2 separate regions of the Mus musculus genome follow, and region 1 is linked to region 2. Evidence: chromatin loops called from intact Hi-C (ENCODE). Cell type or tissue: left cerebral cortex. All regions are shown on one strand. Each heading gives the region's core, and the rest is flanking DNA. Links, peaks and the distances in the headings are about the cores only.

What was found. A loop is a pair of places that touch in the nucleus more often than their neighbours do. Peaks named below come from ENCODE experiments on the same cell type or tissue, not always from the same donor. Only the 100,000 strongest peaks of a DNase experiment are listed, where the experiment ranks them.
Region 1: it touches region 2 in a loop (4-fold over the local background); 8 of 42 quality-filtered maps call a loop at or near these places.

What each region holds. Positions count from the first base shown.
Region 1 is chr13:24,683,058-24,693,967 of GRCm38, reverse strand. It overlaps Ripor2 (RHO family interacting cell polarization regulator 2), which reads right to left. Exons shown (of 23, transcript NM_029679.2): 9 at 4,459-4,502; 10 at 77-202. Among named protein-coding and RNA genes, the nearest start is that of Ripor2, 50 kb to the right of the region's middle. In left cerebral cortex, for the core only: a CTCF peak has its summit at 6,447 (motif pointing right); DNase peaks (open chromatin) are centred at 6,467 and 6,984; H3K4me3 peaks cover 541 bases; H3K27ac peaks cover 322 bases.
Region 2 is chr13:24,610,250-24,621,159 of GRCm38, reverse strand. It overlaps a transcript of Ripor2 not described here. Among named protein-coding and RNA genes, the nearest start is that of Ripor2, 23 kb to the left of the region's middle. In left cerebral cortex, for the core only: a CTCF peak has its summit at 4,786 (motif pointing right); DNase peaks (open chromatin) are centred at 3,544, 4,798 and 8,104.

The DNA.
Region 1 (10,910 bases), core at 1,807-9,806, 73 kb before region 2:
GGTCCCCACCAAGGGATCATTGGGCCAGGACACCAGGAAGGAAGGAAAGACAACAAAAGACAGGGACTCACTGTACCTTGATTGAAATGAACCCAACTATGAGGGGCAGGAAGACGGTTTCTGCTCCATCCCAGCTCTGTTTACCATTCACTTCTATTTTGCCCTTCAGTTTCCACCTCTGCCGACCATACTTCATGAAAATCTGGGGTGAAGACATTAGGGAGCCTCCTGTTTCACCAGACTCCACCTTCCCTCCCAATTGCCCAGATCCAAGAGCCAGGAATCTGGCCCACACCCTTCATTCCCCTGCCCACCCAGTCTGGGTTCTCAGTGGAGCGCGTGAGGAGTGTAGAGGAGGTTTAGTTTATTGACTTGAAACAGTGTCTCACTATGTAGCACTGGTTACCCTGGAACTCACTAAGTAGACCTGGCTGGTCTCCAACTCACAGCACTCTACCTGCCTCTGCCTCCTGAGTGCTAATATTCAGGCCGTGTTGTAACAAATCTGGACCAGTTTAGGAGTGCACTCTGGTTCTCTAGCTCAGGGTGTGGATGTTTCTTTAGTAAAAGGTTAGAGCAGCGGCTGGATCGTTGGCTCAGAGGCCAAGAGCACTTGCGGCTCTTGCGGAGGACTGAGGGTTGCTTCCCAGGACCCACACTATGGCTTATAGCGACTTTAATTCCAGTTCCAGGGAGATCCAACACCCTCTTCCGTCTTCTTCAGGCATCTCTCTCTCTCTCTCTCTCTCTCTCTCTCTCACACACACACACACACACACACACACACACACACACGGTGTAAAGACATACATGAAGGCAAGCACTCAGATACAAAATAAATCTACATAGGCACTTTCAATGGCGGTCATAGCTCTGTGTCAATCTGCCCACTCACATAAAACCTGTCTTTTTTTTTTTTAACCCTACATCAGTCCATCAGCCATGGGAACTGGAGCTCTGCTGACCCCAGCTCCTGTAGAGACGAATAAAGATCTGTCTCTGGTGATGCTGGTAAGGGTCGGGACCTTCCAGACTCTGGGCAGAGGAGGGCAGTTGGTGTGAATGGCCTCAGAGCCTCTGCCAAGAGAGGAAATTATTACATGCATGCTCTTTTGAAGAAGGAAGAGACAAATGGCCTTTTGATTTTGAGAAAGTTTTGTTTCTGAGACAGGGTCAGGATGTCTTAAATAATAATCCCTTCAGATATGAGCTACAATGAAGTTTATAAGTACATTTTTTTTGACAAAGAAAACTCTATAATCAGGTGTTAGTCATGTCCAACCTTTGGGTATGAGCAGATGACACTGTCATACAGAAAGTTCACACTCAAGAACTGTGCAATTGAGTGACCCAAAATTTTCACATACACAAAAAATATCTCCTAATGTGTGAAGCTTTTAATTTTGTGTCAGGCCACACTTATATTCTTGGCTGCATGCAGTCAAGTTGTGACTTAGTCCAGTTGTGACTTCCTTAGTCCTATTCTTTGGGACAGATAAACACACCAATGAGCAGTGCCTAATAAACCTACATTTATCTGCATTTATCTGCTTTTAACTAGGTCTAACCTGACCTGTATTTATGTCCTCGAGAGAGAGCGAGCGAGAGAGAGAGAATAACTAAGAGGCAATGATAAAGGTTATAGGTGTTAAGAATTGTCTGGGTCTCCATCCAGTGGAAAAAAGACAGCATGTTCAACAAATGGTGCTGGCACAACTGGCGGTTATCATGTAGAAAAATGCGAATTGATCCATTCTTATCTCCTTGTGCAATGCTCAAGTCTAAGTGGATCAAAGAACTCCACATAAAACCAGAGACACTGAAATTTATAGAGGAGAAAGTGGGGAAAAGCCTCAAAGATATGGGCACTGGGGAAAAAAATTCCTAAACAGAACAGCAATGGCTTGTGCTGTAAGATCAAGAATTGACAAATGGGACCTCATGAAATTGCAAAGCTTCTGTAAGGCAAAAGACACTGTCAATAGGACAAAAAGGCCACCAACAGATTGGGAAAGGATTTTTACCAATACTAAATCTGATAGGGGACTAATATCCAATATATACAAAGAGCTCAAGAAGCTGGACTCCAGAAATTCAAATAACCCCATTAAAAAATGGGGTACAAGAGGCAGGCGGATTTCTGAGTTTGAGGCCAGCCTGGTCTACAAAGTGAGTTCTAGGACAGCCAGGGCTATACAGAGAAACCAAAAAAAAAAAAAAAAAAAGGAGGTACAGAGCTAAACAAAGAATTCTCAAGTGGGGAATACCGAATGGCTGAGAAGCACCTGAAAAAATGTTCAACATTCTTTTTTTTTTTTTTTAAAGATTTATTTTATTATTAATATATGTAAGTACACTGTAGCTGTCTTCAGACACTCCAGAAGAGGGAGTCAGATCTTGTTGCGGATGGTTGTGAGCCACCATGTGGTTGCTGGGATTTGAACTCTGGACCTTCGGAAGAGCAGTCGGGTGCTCTTACCCACTGAGCCATCTCACCAGCCCAATGTTCAACATTCTTAATCATCAGGGAAATGCAAATCAAAACAACCCTGAGATTCCACCTCACTCCAGTCAAAATGGCTAAGATCAAAAATTCAGGTGACAGCAGATGCTGGTGAGGATGTGGAGAAAGAGGAACACTGCTGGTGGGATTGCAAGCTTGTACAATCACTCTGGAAATCAGTCTGGCAGTTCCTCAGAAAATTGGACATAGTACTACCGGAAGATCCTGTAATACCTCTCCTGGGCATATACCTAGAAGATATAATAATATCTTCTAGGTATATATCAGCTGGTAATAAGGACACATGCTCCACTATGTTCACAGTAGCCCTATTTACACTAGCCAGAAGCTGGAAAGAACCCAGATGCCCCTCAACAGAGGAATGGATACAGAAAGTGTGGTATATTTATACAATGGAGTACTTACTCAGCTATTAAAAACAATGAATTTATGAAATTCTTGGGCAAATGGATGTATCTGGAGGATATCATCCTTAGTGAGGTAACCCAATCACAAAAGTAGTCACTTGATATGCACTCACTGATAAGTGGATATTAGCCCAGAAACTTAGAATACCTAAGATGCATTTGCAAAACACAAGAAAATCAAGAAGAAGGTAGACCAAAGTGTGGATACTTCATTCCTCCTTAGAATAGGGAACAAAACACCCATGGAAGAAGTTACAGAGACAAAATTTGGAGCTAAGACGAAAGGATGGACCATCCAGAGCCTACCCCACCCAGAGATCCATCCCATAAACCAGCCACCAAACCCAGACACTATTGCATATGCCAGCAAGATTTTGCTGAAAGGACCCTGATATAGCTGTCTCTTGTGAGGCTATGCCAGTGCCTGGCAAATACAGAAGTGGATGCTCACATCCATCTATAAGATGGAATACAGGGCCCCAATGGAGAAGCTAGAGAAAGCACCGAAGGAGCTGAAGGGATCTGCAACCCTATAGGTGGAACAACAATATGAACTAACCAGTACCCCAGAGCTCGTGTCTCTAGCTGCATATATAGCAGAAGATGGCCTAGTTGGCCATCATTGGGAAGAGAGGCCCCTAGGTCTTACAAACTTTATATGCCCCAGTACAGGGGAATGGCAGGGCCCTGTACTGGGAGTGGGTGGGTAGGGGAGTGGGGGGAGTATAGGGGACTTTCAGGATAGCATTTGAATTGTAAATAAAGAAAATATCTAATAATAATAATAATAATAATAATAATAATAATAATAAAAGAATTGTCTGGGTCTTATGTGAAAGATTGTCCTTTCAGTGTTGGGAGAGGAACTGAGGGAGGAAGGGTCATAATTGGTAGTGAGCGACGTATATGAGGATGGTAATAGTGGGGTGTATGGAACTGCCATGTTCCACATGTGGGAGTCAGTTCTCAGATTACCCTCCAGACTTTCTCACTGGCTCAAAATGTTAAAAGACAAATGAAGGAAAAATAATAACAACTGGACTCAGGCCTGATGGTACATGCCTGACATCCAAACTGAGGCAGGAGGATCACAAGTTCAAGTTTTAGCTTGAACAAACAACTTTATGAACTGCGGTTTCAATAATAAAAAGTAGAAGTGGGGAAATGGCTCAGCATTAAGAGCACATACTATTCTTGCAGAGAACCCAAGTTCAGTTTCCAGCATCTACAGGAAGCACAACTGCCCCAAACTCAAGCTTTGGTCTCTGTAGGCACCTGCATCCTGTGCACATACCTACACAAACACATATAGGCACTCCTCTACACACACACACACACACACACATTTTAAAAAAGTAAAACATTGACTGAAGATGTAGCTCAATGGTAGAGCATTTGCTTAGCATGTACAAGTTCCTTGGTTAATAGTACCAGAACAGCAGCAGCAGCAGCAGCAACAACAACAACAATCATAACTATAGCCCTTCAAGCCTTCAATGCCAACATGCAGACCAACACATTACTTACTTCATATTGATCTCCAGGACAGAGGCGGGCAAAGCCAGCCAGACCTGAAAACAAGAGATCGTTCTGTGAGTTGCAGAACACATTTCCCTTCTTTAGAGACACAATTTGTCATGGGTTAAAAACTCATGTAATAATGTAACAGGTGTAGGAGCATCTTCAGAGAATAGCCTTTGTGGGGATATACAGCTAGCAGGACATGCCCCTTAGGGTGGTGGGAGGAGGTTTCAAGGGGAGTCTGTTGGGTGGTGAGAACTCTGTGTACCTTTGGCAGATTTCAGGATCAGGGCAGCAGGACCAAAAAGACCTATTCTTTCACTGACCAAAATATTCCCATGCAAATAAACTGGCCTCTTGGTTTTCCTGTCTCCCAAGATCTGTGACACTAGATACCTTCCTGTGAGTCCTTGTCCCCACACCTGTCACTTGTCTGCAGCACACTCATTCCTGTTTCTCTCATTCTACTTATATAGCACAGTGATGCCACTGTTGATGCTTATGAACTTGCTAGAAGTAGACTGTCATGTACCCCACACTGGTGATTAAGAAAACAAACCCAGGGGCTAGAAAGATGGTTAAGCAATTGTGAGCACCGACTGTTCTTCTAGAGTGCCTGGGTTCAATTCCCAGCACCCACGTGGCAGCTCACAACTGTCTGCAGCTCCAGGATCTGACAGAGACAGAACTCAACTGCACATAAAAATAAATATAAATAAAGAAAAGAAAACAAACTAAATCCAATCAACAAACTGCCAATAGCCTGTTCCTTCAAAAGAAGAAGTGTGTCTTAGGATGATTAATGCTGCGATGAAACACCATGACCAAAGCAACTTGGGGAGGAAAGCGATTATTTAGCTGAAGCGTCACTGTCACGATTCATCAGTGAACGGAAGTCAGGACAGGAGCCCAAACAGGGCAGGAACCTAGAGTCAGGAGCTGATACGAAGGTCATGGAGGCTATGGAGGGTTTCTGCTTATTGGCTTTCTCAGCCTGCTCTCTTATAGCACCCAGGACTCCCAGTCCAGGGATGGCACCACCCACGATGGGCTGGGCCCTTCCCCATCATCACAAATTAAGAAAATGTTCTATGGCTGGATCTTATGGAGGCATTTTCTCAAATGAGGCGCCCTCCTCTCAGGTGACTCTAGCCTGCGTTGATTGACAGATCCAGTTAGCACAAGGTGCCTTTTCTTCCCCTGTGTCATCTGCAGGTCAACTTGAGCCTACCGCTTCAGCAGCAACACCTTGTCAGAATACACGGCCGCCGCCCTGGGACAGCTCCAGAGTCCCAGCTTCCATTACCCTTTCCACCTTCCTATTGATATTTACCAAAAGCCCACTGTGTGAGGGTGAAAATATTAATTTACATTTTAGAATTTCTCACTAAAAAAAAAAAACTATGACATAATTGCAGTGAAAAAATCAGCACAGACGTTTTCTATTTCTAACCTTTGAGTCCTGGGGCAAGTTTCTCCTGTGCTTGTACGTGCTTGTGCATGTATACACAGGCATATGTATGCCTATGTTTGCGGATGCTTCATAGACCCTTTTTTTTTTTTTTTTTTTTTTTTTTTCCTTTTTGAGATGGGATCTCTTACTGAACCTGGAGGTTGCTGTTTGGTTAGATTGGCTGGCCAGAAAGCACAGGGACCTACTACCCATCTCAAGTCCCTTTTCCATCAGAGGCCAAGTTGGGATTATAATCACATGACCCGATGCCCAGCTTTTTATGTGGGCTCTGCAGATCCAAACCCATATCCTTTTGCTCGCTTTATGCTGTCTTCCCTGCCCTGGGTTGTGTTTCTAGCAAACAAGATTTTACTCACGTAGACATAACAAGGATGATGTCACACTGTGTGTTTTACCTTCAGTGAATGGCTCAATTTATCTCAAATGGACAAATCTGCTTCCCATTGACCCATGGGCATGGTGATGAATAAGACGAATCCAGGGAAGCTTCAAAATGGGCTCACCTCTTACCATCTTTCGACACTAGATGGCAGCAGCTCACCAACTTGGCATGCCTTTTAGTTGGCGAGCCCATGCATTTAGGAGCAGCTCTCGCTAACAATTAGAAGCTAATGAGCCACTTAGGAGGACCCACTGTAATAAAAGCAGGATTGGAGGAAGCGATTTTCATGAATAATTCTGGAGCATTTAGGCTTTTTTCCCCCACCTCCACAAAAACACATCGGAAAGAAAGCACTGCTGGCTGGCTTTTATGAATCTGAAGCCCAATGTGCTAATTCTAAGAAAACCCTATTTACCCTTTGAATACCTACAAATTATCAGCTCCTGGTTAATCCACTAGCTGGTTACATGTTGAGGTGACAATAGGGACCCCGCTTCAGGGAAGCTGACTATGTACCATGATGGATACGTTGAGAAGGGTGGGGGGACTCTTTGACGATCTCCCTTCTCAAAATCACCAGAAATTTCTTATCACGGGAGGAGGAGGGCTGGGGTCGTGATGAGTTTTGGGTCTCACTGTCCATGGAATGAACACACCTTATTGACATTCCTTATAAGGCATCTCCAGCCTCTGGTGACAGTGATAACAGCAGAATGGCAGCAGGTAGGAGGAGCCAGTTCCAGCCGAAGCTCCCCAGGCGGGGGGAGCACTTCTGCTGGAGCACCAGCTATCGTGGACTTTGGGGCCTGGCTAGGTTCTGCAAATTCTGGCCCAAGGCCCTGCTGGCATTTCTACAGCTGCGAAAAGCCCAGTGTTTTCTCAGCTGCTTGGTGGTAACTGTTGTATCAGCTAGGTTTTCATGATGGCCACTCAGAAATCATCCCTGGGTTCCCTCAGGTGGGTCTCTTTTGATCTTTTACCTTGCTCCTGTGTTAATGATCCAACAGCTCTTCCACAGCCTGAATGGAGGACAGGGTGCTGCCCCCAGTGTGACTGTGGATAAATGATGCCCCCGCTCATGGTTGAACATTTGGCCACCAGCTGGGTAGCTCTGTTGTGGGAGGTTATGGAGTCTTTAAGAGTTAGGGCCTAGCTGGAGGAATCAGACACTGGAGAGTGTGTTCTTGAGGTTTATAACTCTGCTTTGCTTCCAGCCTGTGTCTGGCTTCCTGATCCACTCTAACCCCTGCCTCAGCTGCCGGCCTCTCCGACTACCATAGCTCCCCTTCCCATAGTGGACTAAACTCCTCCAAATCTTAAGCCGCCACGGATCGTTTTCCTCTTAAGTTGTTTCTTTCAGAGAATTTATCACAGTGGAGAAAGGTTGCAGATACAACCTCATAGCTATCTACAGCTACACAGCTATAGAGCCTCCCAGCTACCTACAGCCACACAGCTGCTCACCTGGCTCCCCGTGCCACTGGCTGCCTTTGCTCAGACACGGTTCTGGTCATAGAAGTACTCCATTGTTTCCCAGTTTTGCCATGACCTTCCTAAGAGTGTACCTCGGACTGTGTCTTAGTACTGGCCTTCCTGCTTCCTGGGCAGGTTTCCCAGTTCATCCTAAAGGCCATGGTGACCAGCTAGCACTGACCTCTGGACATGTGTCCTCCTGGAACTCATTTGAATGAGGTCATCGTTGGGAAGAAAAGCAGTTTTCTGTAAGACACGCAGTTCTTAGCTTCTTTTCTGATTTGGGGTCCTGAATCCAGCTGGGTCCTTACAGGTTTTTGGAATCTGGCCTCAACAGCTCCCCACAGCACTTTTACAGAGCACAGAGATCACAGCACCCCCCCCCCCCCCCGACAGCTTTGGGCAGCATCCCCGCCTTCAGGAGGGACTTTCAGTTTAGTTGTTCTAGCCAGAGGTTATTCAGGACGCTCTCTGCACCCCCCCCCCCCATCCTTTCCTCAGTGGGAACCTTCACTTAACATTTTTTATTTTTTCTTTTCTTCTTTCTGTCTGTCCCTCTGTTCCTCTTCCTTCCTTCCTCTTCTTTCCTTCCTTCTCTCCTTCTTGCCTTTCTTTCCTTCTCTCTCTGTCTCTTTTTCTTTTTTAAAGATTTATTTATTTATTTATTTCTATGTATTTGAGTACATAGTTGCTGAACAGATGGTTGTGAGCCTTCATGTAGTTGTTGGGAATTGAATTCTTAGGACCTCTGCTCACTCTGGCCAATCAATTCTACTTGCTTCGGCCCAAAGATTTATTTATTATTATATATAAGTACACTGTAGCTGTCTTCAGACAGCGCCAGAAGAGAGCATCAGATTTCACTACAGGTGGTTATGAGCCACCATGTGGCTGCTGGGATTTGAACTCAGGACCTTCGGAAGAGCAGTCAGTGCTCTTACCCGCTGAGCTACCTCGCCAGCCCTTTTCTTTTCTTTTCTTTTCTTTTCTTTTCTTTTCTTTTCTTTCCCTTTCCCTTTCCCTTTCCCTTTCCCTTTCCCTTCCTTCTTTCTTTTTCATTCTTTCTTGACAGTGTCTCACTGTGAAGCCTAAGCTGGCCACAACCTCACAATCCTCCTGCCTCAGCCTCAAGAGTGCTAAGATTATAGGCATGGACCAGCAGACCCGACTTAATTTTCTGTTTTCTTTTGAGACAGTTTACAGCTAGCTTTGTACTCAGATCCTCCTGCCTCTGCCCTAGCAACCCCTCCATCCATCCTGGGCTCAAGCATCTACAACAGTCTGGTCATGTGTTTGCTCATGTATGCCCACTGCGTGAGGATGTGATACTCAAAGGTTCCCCTCCACCCTGCATCTCCAGACAACTGTGGTGTCCTGGGGTCATGAAGTGACAGAGGCTGGTGTGCATAGCTTAGCAGCTCTTGTCCCCATGTCTTTATCATCACCATCTCGAGGGCAACTGCCTTTCAGATTGTAGTTAGTTGTGGAGTTGAGCAAAAGGGAAGTGTGGGAGGGTGTGGCAGGAGGAACTCAGGGGTTGTCAGATCTGAGAATGTGATGCAAGTGCTTGGCTTTGGGAACAGGGGTGAGGGTAGAGGTTGAGGTGTATACTAATCAAACATAATGGACAGCAGTAGCTCATGAGAATTTGGGATGTCTTCTCACTCCTTTTGTGGAGGGAGAAAAGGACGGGGCGTGTGTGTGTGTGTGTGTGTGTGTGTGTGTGTGTGTGTGTGTGTGTTTAATCAGAGCTGTAGTTTCTGGGTTTTTTACGTTAGGAGGGTAGAGGTGATAAAAGTTGAGTTTAGGGCAACCAAGGAAGCATAAGAGAAAAGTGGGCAGAGGGATAGCAGAGCATATGGCTCAGGCATTCAGTGTCTCAGCCCAAGTCACTCAGTTCACAGTTGGTGACCAGGGCATCCACCCATGACAGAAGCTTACTCCCTCCAGATCTGAGATTTGGATTATGTGGGTGGGTGGGTGGGTAGTCCCTTCCCCATGCCATACCTTTTAGGTGCTTATGTTTTAAGCTGATGGGAATCCCTTCTCTAGTGAAAACTGGCATTTGATGGTTGATAGTGTCTGCTCAATTATTAGGACTTCTTCATAATGTGGCATTGAGGTGGTCATGTACTGGCAGCGGTGATGGTTAATTTCCATGGTCAAATTGTTTGAATAAGGAATGCCTAGAAGTGGGTATGGTGGTGGCTGACTATAGTGAGCAGAGTAAGAAATGCCTTTTAGACATGTAAAAATAGTGAGGATCCCACAAGACTGGGGAGTCTCCTGAGCCAGGACTACTGTTGGAGACTGAAACCAGACCTTTAGCTAAGTTATGTTCACAGGTGAGCAGATTTGGAGAGCTAGGCTAAGAACCATAGTTAAGAATTTACAGTGTGAACCTTGTGTGATGACCCTCAGCATAAGAAAATACAACGTTTGTTATACAAACTAAGTATGCCTACCTTATTGCTCGAAACAGTGACTATAACCCTAGCACTCAGTGGGTAGTGAGTGGTAAGAATATCAAGAGTTCAAGGTCAGCTTCAGGTATGTAACAAATACTCAATGAGACCCCATCCAGAAATAAGGAAATGAAAGGGAAGGGAAGGGAAGGGAAGGGAAGGGAAGGGAAGGGAAGGGAAGGGAAGGGAAGGGAAGGGAAGGACGAGACTCTGAGAATTAATGAGGCATAACCCTTTGGACATGTCCATGAGGGTGTTTCCAAGATCTTTAGAAGTTAAGACACACCCTGAATGCAGGCTTGGATATTAAACTGAATAAAACAAACAAACAAACAGGAGTGGTGGTGAGGTGAGCATCAGCATTGTCCTTTTTCTGCTCCTGGTCCTGGGAAATTTAAGGCATCTCAACTGCAGACCCCCACAGCCATGAGCTCTTTTATACCCTCCCGCCATGACCAAGTGTCCCCCACTCAAGCCATAAACTACAACAAACCCTTTCTTCCCAAAGTTCCCTTTTGAATCAGGTATTTGTCATAGAGATGGGAAAAGTAACTTAATGTAGGAGCCAGGACCCCAGGATTCAGCTTTAAGTCTGATGTCAGCTTACTGTGTGGCCTTGGAGACGTCATCTAATGCTTTTTGGCTACTGGTGTCCACACATGAA
Region 2 (10,910 bases), core at 1,737-9,736:
TGAGTAAATAGCTTTTATCTAAGAGGAAGGAAAGGTTAGACTCAATTTATTTCAACATCTTAGTCATAATAACTACTTAACTAATAACTACTACTTTCTCTTTTCCTTTCCCTCCTCCCTCCCTCCTTCCCTCCCTCCTTCCTCACTCCTTTGTCCTCTCTTGTCTGTAGTGGGTACAAACAGAAGTTTAGTTTTCAAGACAAGTTCTGTAAATAAATGCTCAAATATATCTTCCAGTCTTCCTAACATATTCAGACTTTTCTGACTGTTCAAAAATATTAAAATAAACATCTGGCCTGCCCATTTTGTACTATCAACCCCCTTTTAGCATCGGCAGATCTAAATAGGTCACTGTGAGGTCACTGGAGGCCATAAATCAGAGGGTAGACTGGTGGCTGCTCTGGCCTGCATAGCTTTAGTTCAGTGTGCTATTTTGGTCTGTGTCCCTGAAGTGACACCATCTTGCTGGCACCAGCCAAAGAAAGCTTCCTAGACATCCATGGGAAGGGAATGTTCAGTGATCCAAGGCCGAGGTCACACAGGCATGAATAACTGTGGGGAGGTCTGTGTCTGCTCCGGACCCTGTGAGAGAGCAGGGAAATGATTTCCATCCAAACTGTTTATCCAGGAACCCAGGCTGGAAACGAACGGATCCAAACAGTCTTGGCAAACGGTGAAAGCAGAGAGTTACCAATTCTTCTTACTCTGTCAAACTAGGACAGCCTCTTCCTGCCTGCTTTCCAATCCCGTGTGGGTCCACTTGAGAACCCCAGATATTTTTGAGAAAGATCAAATACAGTTAAGTAACAATTATCGTATGCTTTTATATGAAAGGAAATGTAGAATAATCATAGAGCACCCCACCCCACCCCGCCCCAACACTCTTCCAAGGCTTGTGTTTTGTTTCCTTTACTTTTTCTGTGAAGTTTCAACCAGTCTGAGCTTCCTGGATTTATTGCTTTTATATATAATCTTAATTTAGTTTTCCTTCCCTTCCTTCCTTCCTTCCTTCCTTCCTTCCTTCCTTCCTTCCTTCCTTCCCTCTTCCTCCCTCCTGTCATGTTTTAATTTTGCAAGGGGCAAATGTAATTCACAAGCCATCTTGGCTCATCATCGTCATCATCATTAATTTTCTATCTCAACCTCAGTTTTCCCTCCCTCCTCTCCTCTCAGTCCCTGCTCCCACCTCCCCTTTGCCACCACTCCCCACTCCTCCATTTCTCCTGCCCCTCTTGGGCAACCAAGCATAGCATATCATGTAGCAGTAAAACTAGGCACCTCCCCTTGGAGTAAGGCTGGATAAGATCATCCAGCATGAGGGAAAAGGGTCCCAAAAGCCAAGAAAGGAATCAAAGACAGCCCCTTCTCCCACTGTTAGGAGTCCCACAAGAAGGTCAAGCTACACAATTGTAACATGTGTGCAGAGGGCCTAGGTCAGTCCTATGTGCAGAGGGGCCTAGGTCAGTCCTATGCAAGCTTCCTGGTTGGTGATTCACTCTCTGTGAGCCCCTGTGAGCCAAGGTTGGCTGATTCTGTGGGTTTTCTTGTAGTGTCCATGAGTCTTCTAGCTCCTACAATCCTTTCTCTCCATCTTCTGCAGGATTCTCTGAGCTCCGTCTAATATGTGGCTGTGGGTCTCTGCATCTGTTTCTATCAGTTGCTGGATGAAGCCTCTCTGATGGCTAATGGGGTAGGCACCAATCTATGAATATTGCAGAATAGCACTAGGAATCACTTCAGTAACTTTTTTTTTTTTCTGGGCATCTTTGGTTCTATCTTAGGTCTCTGGGCTATCCAGTCTCTGAGTCTTGGAGTGCCACGTAGTGTTAGGGCTAGGCTCCTTTACCTGATGTGGGGAAACATGTAGTTTTATAAACAGTCTACATAGAGAGGCAGAGCTTAGCTTGCATCCTAATTAACAATTTCTTGATACATTTTGAGAGCCTTTTGCTCTGAGGTAAAGTTTCCTTTGGAAAGGAAAGCACACAGACCAACTTTCTTTCTTTTTTCTTTTTAACGTTTAATTTAATGATATGGGTATTTTGTCTACACACCACATGTGTGCCTGCCAGAAGAGGGTGTCAAAACCCCCGGTACTGGAGCTACAGATGGTTGTGAGCCATCATATGGGTGCTGGGAATTGAACCTGGGTCCTCTGCAAGAACAGCACGTGCCAAGACTGACTGCCCTGGGGAAAGATGATACTTATTTTTTAAAAAATGAGTGAATTTGTTCCAAACACCTGCTAGTCTCTTCAGTCTTAGGCACTAGAGGCATCTAGTTCCTCTCCATATAGAAGCCATTCCCCTCCTTAATTTGTGTATTCACTTTACATTCTGATCAAAGCCCCTATCCCTCCTCACACAGGCCCTCTCCCCTTTCTTCCTTTGAGAAGGGGAAGGTACCCCTTGGGTACCACCCTACCCTGGCATACCTAGAAGCCTTCTTTGAGGAGACCGAAGAAGCTCCTCCAGGATATGAATGTGTGTGCCTCTGCTACCATGTGGCCTACCAGCTCTGGGAACAGAGAGAGCGGGCAAAACGTTTGCAGTTGGATGAGGTCTTGAAGTGAGATCTTAAGAGCTATGGGAACACAAGAGTCCAAGCGATACTTTGCACACACATTGTGAACTCGTGGGGTTTTACTGTCCCAATCATTGCACTGGACCGCAGCCACTGAGCAGTTCTCAAAACAGAAGCAGCCAGGCTGGGGCTTCCAAACCAGGAGGCTGCTAAGGTGCAATTTCCACGCTAACAGGCTGACTGACGGCCTTAGAACTGAGTCTTCCCGCAGGATTGGTGGTCTCTTCTCTGAAAGACAATCCATACAGTGGTGTGTCCACCACTGTCAAGGTTGCCTAGCAATGACATGGATGAATTCCCTTTAATTTGATAAGTGTGAAACCACAAAAAGAAACAGCGCATAGTGCCAGCAGTTGGATTTTCAATTTTTCAATGCCTTGATAATCGAATCACCCACTTTTCTATGAAAAGTTCATGGCTACTCGATAGTAACTGTTTTCCAATGACACAGTGAGGTTGTGGATGTCTAGAAAGCATGCTTAAGGCTGTGGGTGTGAGTGGGGGGTGGAGAGGGGAAGAGGGAGGGAAGAGAGGGAGGGAGGGGAGAGGAAGGGAGAGGGAGGAAGAAGAATTAGAGTGTTATGTGTAAGTAAACATCCTCTCTCTCTCTCTCTCTCTCTCTCTCCCTCCCCCTTTCTCTGGAAATAACAAGAGTGGCACCCCATGCTTCTTAGCTCTGTGAACCTTAACATTTTCTCTAACCACAGAGAACAAACAGGATCTCAGAGAGGCGGTGAGCGAACACCTTGTAAGCACTACTGGCTTTCTTTTCCTTTCCAGCTCTTTCTGCATCTGTACAAAACCTGTGAGAGGGGGAAGATGGTTCCTTTTAAAAAAAATATGTGTCAGCTGTAAAGTAACAGGGTTGCCCTAACAACAAGCTTCCTGAGTGGTTCCCTTCTGTGTGTGGGAAGAGACTCACTGTGTGGGGACTGCACTGCTTTCTCCAGCAGGTCAGAGAACAGAAAGCCCAGGGAAACCTGGGTGGTCATGCACTCCGGGTGCAAATGTCCTGATGGTGAGGTCAGGCAGAGAGCCGAGGTTTTTAGAAATGATGTCTCAGCAAAGAGAGTCAAAGTGGGGGATGAGTGGGAGTGGAGGGATTCGTATGAGCAAAGTACAGTACACCCAAGTGTGTGAAAATAAAACCCATCATTTTGTATGCTAGCTGAAATAATTTAACAGGAAAATGGAAACAAAACAAAACAGAGGCCTCAGACAATGGATAAGTCTTGTGCTTTCAATACAGGATGAGGCTCAGAGAGGATCAATGACCTGCCCATGTTCCGGCAATTCTACATGGCAGGGAAAACAGAATCCCCATTCTATGACATGAGTGTATGTTTGCAAGCACGGCAGTAAGTACATTACTGTTCACGGAGTACTAGTCTAAGTACTTCCCTGGAATAGGCTGTAATCTGCACACAGTCCCAGGAGGTTTGTGCTCCATTTCTCAAGTGAGTAAACTGGAGGACAAGGGGTTAGACAATCTGTTTGAGGTCACAAAGCAGATTAACGGGCAAAACCCAGGCAGAGCCTACACATTCCTTCTTAAAGTGAGATACTACTTAAAACCCAGGTCCCACATGAACTAGCAGTGAGCCATGACTGTGAAAACCAATGAAAGCGTACTGATTGGTGTTCTCGAAGGATTCGCTCTGGTCTCTAAGGAGTAAGTTAACCAATATGCTCCACGGAAGAGCAAGACAAATAGTTAGGACCCTTCGATGAAAGCTAAGCTATACAGCCAAATGGATGCTGCAATCTCACATTGCCATTGAGGAAACGGAAGTTACATTGCAAAACCTGTGCAAGACAGAACTAGAATTCAAGTCTAAAGCTGCTCTGAAATGACACCGGTCACTGAGGATAAAATAATGGCGTTGAGGGGGATAAGTGGTTAAGAGCATGGGCTGATCTTCTAGAGGACCTGGGTTTGATTCCCCGCACCGACTGACATCTCACAACTGTCTGTTAAGCCTATCCCAGGACACCAGACACTCTCCTCTGGTCTCCACAGATGTCAGGCATGTGGCACATAGACATAGATGCAGGCAAGCAACCCGTACATATAAAACAATAATTTAAAACAATGACCTTGATAGCTATGGGTGCTCAGCAGGAGGTCTGCAGATTGGCGGAGCCCTGCTTTGTGATCCTTCCTTTCAGGATGGGCCCATGCCTGATCCAGGCTTGTGCTCTGACCTGTAGATGGCGCTCTTCGGCACCGGACCCAGATACAAAGAAAAATCCCTCTGGATAGGAAAATGTGGACTGGACATTTTAGAGTGTCACACCTGGAGGGAAAAGTGGCTGCAAAGTAGGCGATTATCCAAAGTAGGCGAATCTTTCTAGTTGTAATTGTTAACCTGGTTTCTAAGTAACCACCAACTCCAGGAGGGGAAGTCAAAGAACAGAGAGCCCAAGCCTAAGACTTCAAGACACCCGCCGTTCTCAGTGCCCATCAGTCAAGCAAAGCATCAGATGGAAGCCTGAGTCACCAGCAGCAAAGCTCAACAGGGATCCCTCTCACCAATAGACACTGATAAAAACCCCAATCATGATCTTATCTTACTTTTGTTTTTGCTTATTTTTTTTCTAACAAGATCACACTGTGTAGCCCAAGCTGGCCTTGAACTCCTCACCTTTGCCTCCTAAGTCTTGAGATTAGAGGCGTGTGCCACCATGCCTGGCCTGCATTATTATCGTATGATGTCATTTACATTTTCTTTTGACACAATGTCTCTCATAGCTCAGGCTGGACTCAATGTACTATGTAGCCGAGGATGCCCTTGACTACCGATCCTCCTGTCTCCACACACCAGTGCTGGAATTACAAGGATGTGTCCCCGGGCCACACTCATAAACTCTAATTTTAAATATTTCTATGGCTAAAACAAAGTAAGCGTAGATAGCAGGAATAGCCTGGAGCACAGGGCTTCTCAGTGCACACACTTGATTCTTACCTGGTTGAACTTGTAAGATTTAGGAGACAGGGTACACCCCCTCACTCCCAGTATCCCTTTTATACTACTTAACAGACTTAAAAAAAAAAAAAACCCAAACAAGGTATTTTATGAAAAATCTGAGGTTCCCCCAGTCCCAATTCCCATCCATTTAGGCAATTCCAAATTCTAGAAAGGTTTTTGCCTATGACCCATCTGGTTGCAGCATTAGAATAAGACATCTGGAGGTTACTGCCTGCCTTTTTAAAACACTAAGCCCAACTGCACGATTAACTGAAGATCTGTGAATCGAGATGGAAAGCTAAGCAATGCCAGAGGGTGTCGGGTGTGCCCAGGATTCAACCCCGACCCCCTACACACACAAGGAAAAGAAAAATGAAGAGCCTGGTAACAAATGAATGTGACAGAACAAAGGGAGGGGGACAGCCAAGTAGAAGGAGGGATGGAGGGAGGAGAAGGATCTAGGAAGAGAAGGGGGTGGGAGGTGGGAGGAGAGGAGGGCTGGCTGGTCACCAGGAGAAAGAAGCCCTCTGGCCCCATTCATTCAGTTCCTACCCCAGGGCCTGGCACACACAAAGTACTGTGACAGCCTTCCCTTTGGATGTCATCAAAGAGCACACATATGAGGGACAAAGTATAAAATCTCCGTTCTATTTTTCTGGCCTAAAGCAGATCTTTACTTAGCTGTAATCCTTTAAAAACATAACCTTCGGAACAATCGCTCAACTGCAATGTCCTTGCCTTGCCTTGTGCCCCATTATGATCGCCTTGCTCCGAACAACTATCTTCCTTCATACAAAGCACTTGAAAGGTTCCCACAGTAGAGCAGCGCAGCCTGGCTCCTGCCAGAGAGATGGGTTTACCTTCGCCAAAAATGTCATCCTCTTCATCCAGAAGATCCTCAGGGTCAAGGAATTGCATTGTGGGAAGACCAGGAGCTGAAGGCACTCACAACCTAGGACACACGGGAGCCACTTTAGCTCTGAGCAGCCACACTGCCTGGGAGGCGATTTCCTTCCCCACAGCGGATTGCCCAAGCCCTGGGGAGGGCAGCTTCCGCATCTGCCCTGAAGAAAGCAGCTTCATTCATATGAAAAGCCTTCTGAAACTTTTTGCAGTGTGAACTCCAGGTGAGGTAATTCTCACCACTGAGAAGAAAGACTTGTTTCGGAAGGGGATGCAGATCCAGTCGGATTCCAGCATAGATATCACTCAGGCAGAGTTTGATAAGTTCTATTTCAAAGCACCAACTTTCATATTTCTTTGAGAGGACGGTGGGCTCTTAGCTTTCCTGCTTATGAATCTCAACACAATGGGTAGTGTTGAAAGAGAAAGGCTCACATTTCTCATATCTTGCTTTTGCTTCAATGACAGTTTATTTGAAAGTAAAGCAAGCCTTGTGCTACACCAAAGCCTGCATTTGGAAGACATGAGCTTTTTTTTTTTTTTTTTTGTTTGTTTCCCTTAGCAACAGTTGCGTTTTCCTCCTTTGTAAACCTCTTTCATTTGAGGGCAACTTTAGAGTAACACTTAAAGCAACTGTAGCATTCACCCGGGCTTTTCCTAGTTCTAACCAACCCACATCAGTGAGCAGATAATAGGTCTGTGTCTGACAATGTCCATTGCATAACATTTACTCATTCTGATACTTAGGACTTTCATCAGTAAAGAGGAGGAAGAAGAAGAAGAAGAAGAAGAAGAAGAAGAAGAAGGAGAAGAAGAAGAAGAAGAAGAAGAAGAAGAAGAAGAAGAAGAAGAAGAAGAAGAAGAAGAAGAAGAAGAAGAAGAAGGAGAACAAAGAAAATGTAGCTTAAAAAACAAACAAACAAACAAAAAACAACCCAACCCAGCAGCAGTCCCTCCAAAAGGGAGGAGTTAAAGCCCAGCTTTCACGTGACCACCAGTGGTTTGCACCACCACCCAGAACTACCCAACAGATTCCACCAGTGTGTGACAGATAGATACTACAACCCCATCTGGGGCTTTTCTAGAGGCAGAAGATGCAAATGAAGGAAGGTGTCAGTTGAGGAGCTGTGGTTCACCCCAAGTGTTTATTTTTAGTCTTGTTTACTGTGTGTTTTTGAAGACTCCCAGTGTTACCTTTGCGCTGAGAGCCCGTTCCTTCCTTCTGTAACTGCCTTGGAATTATGCCAATTGTTTCCCAAGGGGAATCTTGATGGTAGGGCTAAGCAAGTCAAGCAGTTAACCCAGGGGTCAAGAGTCGTTGAGGATGGACCAGCAGCACTATCGAGGGTCTATCTATGAACCAGTTCCTATGGGGAGGTTCCCCCAAAAGTAGGGACATGCTGAGTCCTGCTGGGATCACCGGCCATCTCAACCAGGGCAGAGACTGCCCTTCAGGGAAAGCCTAGAAATGCTGTGTGCTGGGATTGAGCAATGGCTGGGGATCATTTATGGTACATGGGTCTTGCCCCTTAGGGCAGGACGCTTCCTGCAAATGGACAGGAACTGCCCATTAGGGTAGGAGGAACTGTCTTGTCCCAAAAGCCAGTAGTGTTCACTCGAAAAATAGCAAGAGGCAGACAGCTTGCCCTAGATCTCCGTTGCTTCTGGCCACCCACCTCCTTACCCCAGTTCCTATGAAAATGCTATTTCTGGTGAATTAATAGCATAAGCTGAGTGAATTAGGTCCAGATGTCAGAACCTGGCTGTGGTATAGAGTTTTATCTTGCGCAGTTGAGACAAAAGAGAGGATGGGAGCCGAGTCGTTCTCAGCCATCGCCCTGTGTTCGTAGCCTCGTCAAGTGTGTCCCACCGACCACCATCCAGTGGGCTGAATGAAAAGGAGAGAGAGAGTGCACACCAGCATTCATCTCCCAGCTTCCTGACTACAGACACAATGTGACCAGCTGCCTCGCGTTTCCATTGCTGTGCTTCCCAGCCACGGTGGACTAGACCCTAAAACCCTTTAGCCAAATAGCCAACCTTCCGTCCTTCCTTCCTTCCTTCAATTGCTTTTTGCCAGGTGTTCGGTCACAACCATCTGTGTCAATGTAACCTTTTCAGGTCTGTTTCCCTACCTCTGAATAAGTGAAACTGTGTCCCTGCAGAACCAGGCGCTGGAGTCGTCATGTGACCTTATTTGGGAATAGGGCTTGTGATGACTATAAGTGGTGAACATGAGCACACATCATCACAATGCAGTAGGGGGATCCTGAGCTCATTATCATAATGGAACAGGGATCCTTAATCCAATATGAACAGGTCTCTTATAAAATGAGGACATTTAAAGAGAGACATGGGAAGAAGAGTGCACCACTTGAGGACAAAGGCAGAGATCTATGAACAATACCATAGACGGCCAATAAAGCACGAGAAGAGACATGAGTGGGCTTTCTCTCTCATCCCTTAGAAGGAATCATCTCTAACGACACTTGACCTCTGGTTTCCAGGCTCTAGAACTATGCAGCAGTGAGTATCACTGTTGAAAACCACCTAGTTCATGGTATACTGTCATGACAGGCCCAGCAAACAACTGTGCTCACGGGTTTGGCTAGTTTTGAGGATTAAATAGAATAATTTAAATCAGGACCACACAAGTTGTAGTAGTTTGAATACAAATGACCCCAATAGTCCCACGGGAAGTGTGGCCTTGATGGAGTAGGTATGAATTTGTGGGATGAAGTGTGTCACTGGGGTGGGTTTTTAGGTCTCAAAGGTCCAAGGCAGGCCTAGTGTGTCTGTCTCTTCCTACTGCCTACCAATCCAGATGTAGAACTCTTAACTACACAGCTCCACATCTGCCTGTATGCCACCATGCTTTACGCCATGAGGATAATGGGCTGAGGAATTTCTGAACTGTAAGCCAGCCCCAGTTAAGTTTTCTTTTAGAAGTGTTGCTGTGATCATGGTGTCTCTTCACAGAAATAAAACTCGAAGACAACAGTGCACAGTAAGTTTCTGTTCTAATCATCCCATCTAAAAGCCCCATGGGGCATCTTAGAGCACATTTCAAAGTCCCTATGGGGATGGAGAATGCACCTTCCCTACGCTGTGATGGTTTTGGTAAGAAGGCTCCCATAAGCTCATCTATTTGAATGCTCAGGGCACAGCATTATTTGAAAGGATTAGAGAGCAGGCTTTGAAGTTTCAAAAGCCTAGGCCAGGCCCAGTGTCTCTCTCTTCCTGCTGCTTGTAGATCTTGATACAGAACTCTCAGCTACCTCTCCAGCCCCCATGCTTCCTGCCATGATAATAATGGAGTAAATCTCTGAAACTGTAAGCCAGCCTCGAGGAAATGCTTTCTTTTATAAGAGTTGCCGTGGGCATGGTGTCTCTTCACAGCAGTAGAACAGTGACTAAGACACATGCCCTATATAAAGTCTCAGTAACCCTCAGTACTCGGATCAGTTACTTTTTTTGCTGCCATAATAGAATGTGATATCAGACAGAGACAAGGACAGAAACACGGTGAAGGAGGAAATTTCCATTTTTGGCTCTCACAGTTCAAGAGGATACAGTTCATCCCAGAGGAGGACGGAAGCTGTGGTTGGGAATGGCTTATATTTGTGGCAGCTGAGAATGATGTATCAGCAGTGAGAGAGTAATAGTATCAGCTGTGAGGAAGCAGAGGGAACAGCTGGTGTATATCTCATAACCGGACTCACTGATCCACGTCTTCCTCTGAAGACACACTTCCTAAAGGTCTCACAATCCCCCCAAATGGTGTTACCAGATGGAGACCAACTACTCAAACACATGAGCCCATGGGAGATATTTTATATCCAAATCATCTCTCCTCTAGTCTCCTTCGCTCCAATTGAGATGTCTTAAAAATAACTAACAAAATCAGGGCAGAAGCTGCGAAGACTCTCTTGAACGCAGAGATACAGAAAACACAGCCTTTGTCTCCAGATTTTACAATCACCTGAGAAAGAAGCTGTGCATGTTTGATGGTTAGGTGAGGAGAAAAGTTAATGGAATTAGATAATGCATTTATATGTAAGAATTTCCTGAATATTACACAAACTAAGAAATCTTATACAACACAAATAGTATGATTGAATTTATATAAAAATCCCCAAGTGGGCAGAATGGAAAAAGAACATGTGTAAGTAAAAGCTAACATATATACAATGCTGCATATAGCTCTAAACTTATTGGCTTACTGAATTTTTACACCAAGCCTATACACAGGTATAATTAGTATCTGCAATTTAAGGTTCAAAGAGTAAAGTGGCTTGCCCAAATCTTGAGTCTGGTAAGTGGCAGAGAGGCTGACATTTGACCCAGGCCTCAGAGTCCACATCCTTCAATACTACACCATGCTGACCAGAATATCTGTAAGGAATAAGGGTAATGGGCTTTGTTTTCAGCTCCCCATTGCAAGTCTTTGCTTAC